2 separate regions of the Homo sapiens genome follow, and region 2 is linked to region 1. Evidence: chromatin loops called from intact Hi-C (ENCODE). Cell type or tissue: mammary epithelial cell. All regions are shown on one strand. Each heading gives the region's core, and the rest is flanking DNA. Links, peaks and the distances in the headings are about the cores only.

The links. Hi-C counts contacts between places; a loop is a spot of excess contacts. Peaks named below come from ENCODE experiments on the same cell type or tissue, not always from the same donor. Only the 100,000 strongest peaks of a DNase experiment are listed, where the experiment ranks them.
Region 2: it touches region 1 in a loop (5-fold over the local background); 2 of 110 quality-filtered maps call a loop at or near these places.

The regions. Positions count from the first base shown.
Region 1 is chr2:159,035,016-159,037,820 of GRCh38, forward strand. All of the region lies in intron 2 of TANC1 (tetratricopeptide repeat, ankyrin repeat and coiled-coil containing 1), which reads left to right. Among named protein-coding and RNA genes, the nearest start is that of TANC1, 68 kb to the left of the region's middle. In mammary epithelial cell, for the core only: a CTCF peak has its summit at 1,213 (motif pointing right); a DNase peak (open chromatin) is centred at 1,196.
Region 2 is chr2:159,155,940-159,158,744 of GRCh38, forward strand. All of the region lies in intron 7 of TANC1 (tetratricopeptide repeat, ankyrin repeat and coiled-coil containing 1), which reads left to right. Among named protein-coding and RNA genes, the nearest start is that of MIR6888, 29 kb to the right of the region's middle. In mammary epithelial cell, for the core only: a CTCF peak has its summit at 1,572; DNase peaks (open chromatin) are centred at 1,062 and 1,602; H3K27ac peaks cover 2,222 bases.

The DNA of each region.
Region 1 (2,805 bases), core at 87-2,586:
TCCATGAACACATACAGTAGCCTTTGTCTTGTGGTCTGAGGAGGCCCAGTGCTAGGCTTTAGAAGGGTACTTGGGAGAAAAAAAATTTTTTTGATGAATACTTCTATTGGATAAACAAATTTGAAGTGTGTCTGTTCATCCTTGCAAGAAAGTGATGACCACGAGGTAAACTGTAATAATTCTCTATGAAGTTTTTTTTTGAAGGAGTCAGTGGGAAATTAGATCTGAAAAGAAAAAGCTATTGATGGGCATTTGAAATTCTCATTCAGCTAGTCTCTAACCTCCTGTGTTTTAGGTTTCAGAAAAATTCCCACAATAAGTATATTTTGTCATCTTTTACATGAGAATATTTTGTGGTGTAATGCTCATTTTTTCAAAACTATCATGGGCCCAAATGCTGGGTTGTGCATTGAAAAAGGCCTTTGAACACAGGAATGCCAAAACAGTAAAAGTTCATAATTTTTTTGCTAATCTAAAATTTATTCTGAAGAACAACAACAAAAATCTCAAGGCATAGTTTCTTTTCTGCGTCTGATAGGTGATCTCGCTGTAGTTATAAGTAACCTCTCAAACACCACTCAGTTTCTCTGGTCTCATTGACCTTCCTTTTTCCTTTCTGTAATTACTAAAGAAGGCCCTTAAAACCCATGTAGGACCAAATACAGAATCTAAACTCTGTGATCTCATCACCACAAAAACAGGCTGGAGGGACAGTCTTCCTCCTCTCAGGAAGCTGCCTTCCTTGAGATCTCTGCGACTCTGTAATTTATAGTGGTGCCTTTGTAGCTTTAAACTCAGAAAGGACTTTTCCCCTGCTGCCCTTACAGAAGTTTTATAAATGGGTTGCTGTAGGTGGGGAAGAGGCCAAAGAGAAAGTGCATGTCTATGTGTACATGACCTGTTAGATTTAATTTTAAGGGTGCACACGCATCTGTGGGTCCTCCGGACAGAGGGTCTGAGAGCGGGCATGCTGTGAGAGTGGGCGTGCTGTGGGCTGTGATGGGTATTCTTTTATACTTGTCTGTCGGTTGTGGTTAGGACAGATGAGGAGTCTCCCTTTTCTGCTGAGGTGTGCTTTATGAAAGGAGACTTGGCTGAAGGACATGCAGCAGCTGGGAGACGATTCCCTTCCTGGCTGCCAGGGCCCTCTCCCTTTTATGAGCCTGTCCTGGGAAACCTCAGGTATTTGAGCTACGACTGTTCACCAGGTGGTGCTGTCCTGCAGTGAATGCTTAGATACTATGCCAGTGAGGTCATCAACCTTATGTAGGAAAAACCTAGGGTGCTTAGAAGCTCTTGCAGCATTTGCAAGCTGTCGCTGAACGTGAGTTGAGGCTTTTTGTAAAAAATTATTATTATTATACTTTAAGTTCTAGGGTACGTGTGCACAATGTGCAGGTTTCTTACATATGTATACATGTGCCATGTTGGTTTGCTGCACCCATTAAGTCATCATTTACATTAGGTATCTCTCCTAATGCCATCCCTCCCCCATCCTCCCACCCCATGACAGGCCCTCGTGTGTGATGTTTCCCGCCCTGTGTCCAAATGTTTTCATTGTTCAATTCCCGCCTATGAGTGAGAACATGCAGTGTTTGGTTTTCTGTCCTTGTGATAGTTTGCTGAGAATGATAGTTTCCAGCTTCATCCATGTTCCTACAAAGGACATGAACTCATCCTTTTTTATGGCTGCATAGTATTCCATGGTGTATATGTGGCACATTTTCTTAATCCAGTCTATCATTGATGGACATTTGGGTTGGTTCCAAGTCTTTACTATTGTGAATAGTTCCACAATAAACATACATGTGCATGTGTCTTTATAGTATAATGATTTATAGTCCTTTGAGTATATACCCAGTAATGGGATGGCTGGGTCAAATGGTATTTCTAGTTCTAGATCCTTGAGGAATCACCACACTGTCTTCCACAATGGTTGAACTAGTTTACAATCCCACCAACAGTGTAAAAGTGTTCCTGTTTCTCCACATCCTCTCCAGCACCTGTTGTTTCCTGACTTTTTAATGATCGCCGTTCTAACTGGTGTGAGATGGTATCTCATTGTGGTTTTGATTTGCATTTCTCTGATGACCAGTGGATGATGAGCATTTTTTCATGTGTCTGTTGGCTGCATAAATGTCTTCTTTTGAGAAGTGTCTGTTCATTTCCTTTGCCCACTTTTTGATGGGGTTGTTTGATTTTTTCTTGAAAATTTGCTTAAGTTCTTTGTAGATTCTGGGTATTAGCTCTTTGTCAGATGGGTAGATTGCAAAAATTTTCTCCCATTCTGTAGGTTGCCAGTTCACTCTGATGGTAGTTTCTTTTGCTGTGCAGAAGCTCTTTAGTTTAATTAGATCCCATTTGTCAATTTTGGCTTTTGTTGCCAAAATTGTTTTAGTCATGAAGTCTTTGCCCGTGCCTATGTCCGGAATGGTATTGCCTAGGTTTTCTTCTAGGGCTTTCATGGTTTTAGGTCTAACATTTAAGTCTTTAATCCATCTTGAATTAATTTTTGTATAGGTATAAGGAAGGGATCCAGTTTCAGCTTTCTACATATGGCTAGCCAGTTTTCCCAGCACGATTTATCAAATAGGGAATCCTTTCCGTGTTCCTTGTTTTTGTCAGGTTTGTCAAAGATCAGATGGTTGTAGATGTGTGATGTCATTTCTGAGGCCTCTGTTCTGTTCCATTGGTCTATCTCTCTGTTTTGGTACCAGTACCATGCTGTTTTGGTTACTGTAGCCTTGTAGTATAGTTTGAAGTCGGGTAGCATGATTCCTCCAGCTTTGTTCTTTTTGCTTAGGA
Region 2 (2,805 bases), core at 164-2,663, 120 kb after region 1:
TCCTACCTCCTGCTAGGCTTATAAAATGAAAGTGATTCCAGAGGTAGCTTTAGACCTTTTATTTCCTGGACTTTGTGCCCCAAGGGAGATAATCAGATGCAGAGGCACACAAAGATGAATTAATTGTACTTTATTTTCCTTTTTGACTTGTTGTAAATCCTGCCCTTTTGATTTTATGCTAATACTGCTTTGTTGCCACCTGTATCGCCCTGCTCACTACTAAATTGAAATGCTTTGAAATTGATTTGGTAATAACTATTTAGACTGTTTCAAGTCTGGGTTAATATTCATTTTGCTACGTTGCCTGCAATTTTTAAAATCATCCTTAATTATAGAAGCCTTTTTTTTAAAATCTCTTGGGTGAAGAGAAGAATTTTTCTTTATGTATATAATTTGGTAATATGCTTAATGTGGGAAAGAAATTCTTGGCAATGATTTGAGTCAGCAAAGAGCCTGCTGTACTTTTATTCAGACTGTAGTTGGATTCTTCAGGCTGTTCTATTGGTGTAGCAAGCATTTATTGGCGCCTACTGTGTACCAGGAGCAAGCATGTTCAGTACTGGGACAATAAAGATAAGGCACAGCATCTATTGTCAAAACTTGTCCACTTGTGGGACTACAAAATGGTCTTCTGTTCTGTGGAGAGTCTGAGCAAGTTGTGAATTACTGAGAAGAATTTAAGACATGACAGTGATTGATACCTCTGACGGAAGATGTATGCTGTGGGCGCATAATGATACCACTAATCGAACTCTTTTCCAAAGTCTGGAAAAGGGTCATTAGACTGTGTGAGAAGCTCCAGTGTCTGTGCACAGGTTATGTGAGGCTTTATCAAAACACTGTGCTTTTTCTGGAAAATGTCATGTTATTTAAGTCCTTAGACTTGTCTCTGGAGACTTCTCAGTTGGGCAGTGTGGTGGGTCCCATCCTCCCCGCCCAGCACCACCTGCTCCCAGCCATTCCTTTAGGTGTTTCCTTAGTTGAAGAGCCTGATGAATGTGGCTGGGAATGTGCGGCTCGGGCCCCTGGCCTTGCTGCATGTCATAGCAGAGCATGCCTTGCGCAACACAGGTGAGCACTGAGCTAGAAATTTCGTACAGAGATCTGGCTGTCACAAGCCAGCATACGGGGCTCCCAGAGCAAGGCCAGAGAGGGAGCAGGGCCCTGTGGCGCATTGGATGGGGCTGGGCAGTTGCAGAAGGAGAAGCCAGAAGTCTCCTGAAGCTGAAGGTTACCATGCAGGGTTGGGGCGGGGGTCCCACCTGGGACATTCTGTTGGCATTCCAGGCAAGGTGGCTTAAGTGCCTTCACTAGACCCCTCAGGTTAAAAGCTGTGGCCGCAGGTGAACCAGGGACTTTGTTCTCTGTGGTTGGTTAGTTTGCAGGTGGCCGGGCCTAGGTAGGGGTGGAAATAAAAGTACAGTCTGGCAATTCTGGCCAGAAAGGTTTAAGTCAGGCCGGTTTCATTGTGCAGGCTTTCCCTTACACACTTGGGAAAATCCAAAATGTGGCCTGGTGGCTTGAATGCCTGCTGGGTGTGAGGTGTGGGTGCACAAGAGAGGGACGCCACCTGTCAGCCAAGAGGCCTACAGACTTCTGCGCGCGTTGCCTTGACTTGTCTCTGATCTTTTCCTGATCGGACTTCCTCTGCAGCAGTGAAACCTAATTTGGAAAGTTCTTAGTCACAGGAGGCAGTCTCGCTACAGTAGTGGGCTTTTCCTTTTCTATTCACTTCTTCCTTTCATCCACTTTTATGAGCGGCCATTATGTTCCTTTCTTGTTTGATCCTTAATTCATTGGTCCAGTGTTTTAACTTTAAATTCTTCCTGTCAACCACTAAGCTAAATACAGAGGTTAAAAAATGTTTGCTTTTTAAGTGCTACTTTATTTTTCTTCAGTTGTGTGGGGAGGAAAACATTCCTGAGCATTCATGATGCCTGAGGCACTTGACATATGCCCTTATGTCTAATTTTCTCTGCAACCCAGGGAAGGACAAATCACTCTCTTCAGAGAGTCCTCTCAAAATGCGTATTTTCTATTATAATAGTATATGTACATAATTTATAGTACATGTATTTGGGATGTATGCCAAGTCTTGTCTTAATAGTATGGTATGATCAGAGCAGTGTAGAGAGGCCGGGCATGGTGGGTCACGCCTGTTATCCCATCACCATGTGAGGCTGAGGTGGGAGGATCGCTTGAGCCCATTAGTTCAAAACCAGCCTGGGCAACATAGGGAGATTTTGTTTCTACAAAAAAACTTAAAAATGAGCCAGGGGTGCTGGTGGTGCATGCCTGTGGTCCCAGCTACTCAGGAGGCTGAGGTGGAAAGATCGTTTGAGCCCGTGAGGTCGAGGCTGCAGTGAGCTGTCATTGCACCACTGTACTCCAGCCTGGGCAACAGAGCGAGACCCTGTCTCGAAACAAAAAAAAACCATGTAGAGCCCCATTCTAGGATAGAGTGGGACTTAGGGCATTCTGGGGCTTTCCTGTCCATAGGGCTGTTAATGAGAGTCAGTGAGTTGAAGTGCAAAAAGAACTTAGAATGAAGCCTGGCATATAGTAAACAGTATTCCAATATTCATCTTAGCCACTGTTGTGATTTCTTAAGGATCATTACTTAATTCCTCACCAGTGAATTTGAAATGCTCAAAACAGACATGTAATAAACCAAGATTTTTCCTTTTCCATGAAGGTATGAGTTGGGGAAAGTATGAAATAGGGCAAGAGAAAAGATGCATTGAGGAGTCACATTCATAAGACTGTATTCTTCTTATAAGTGGGCAGAAAGCTTTACTCCTAAGT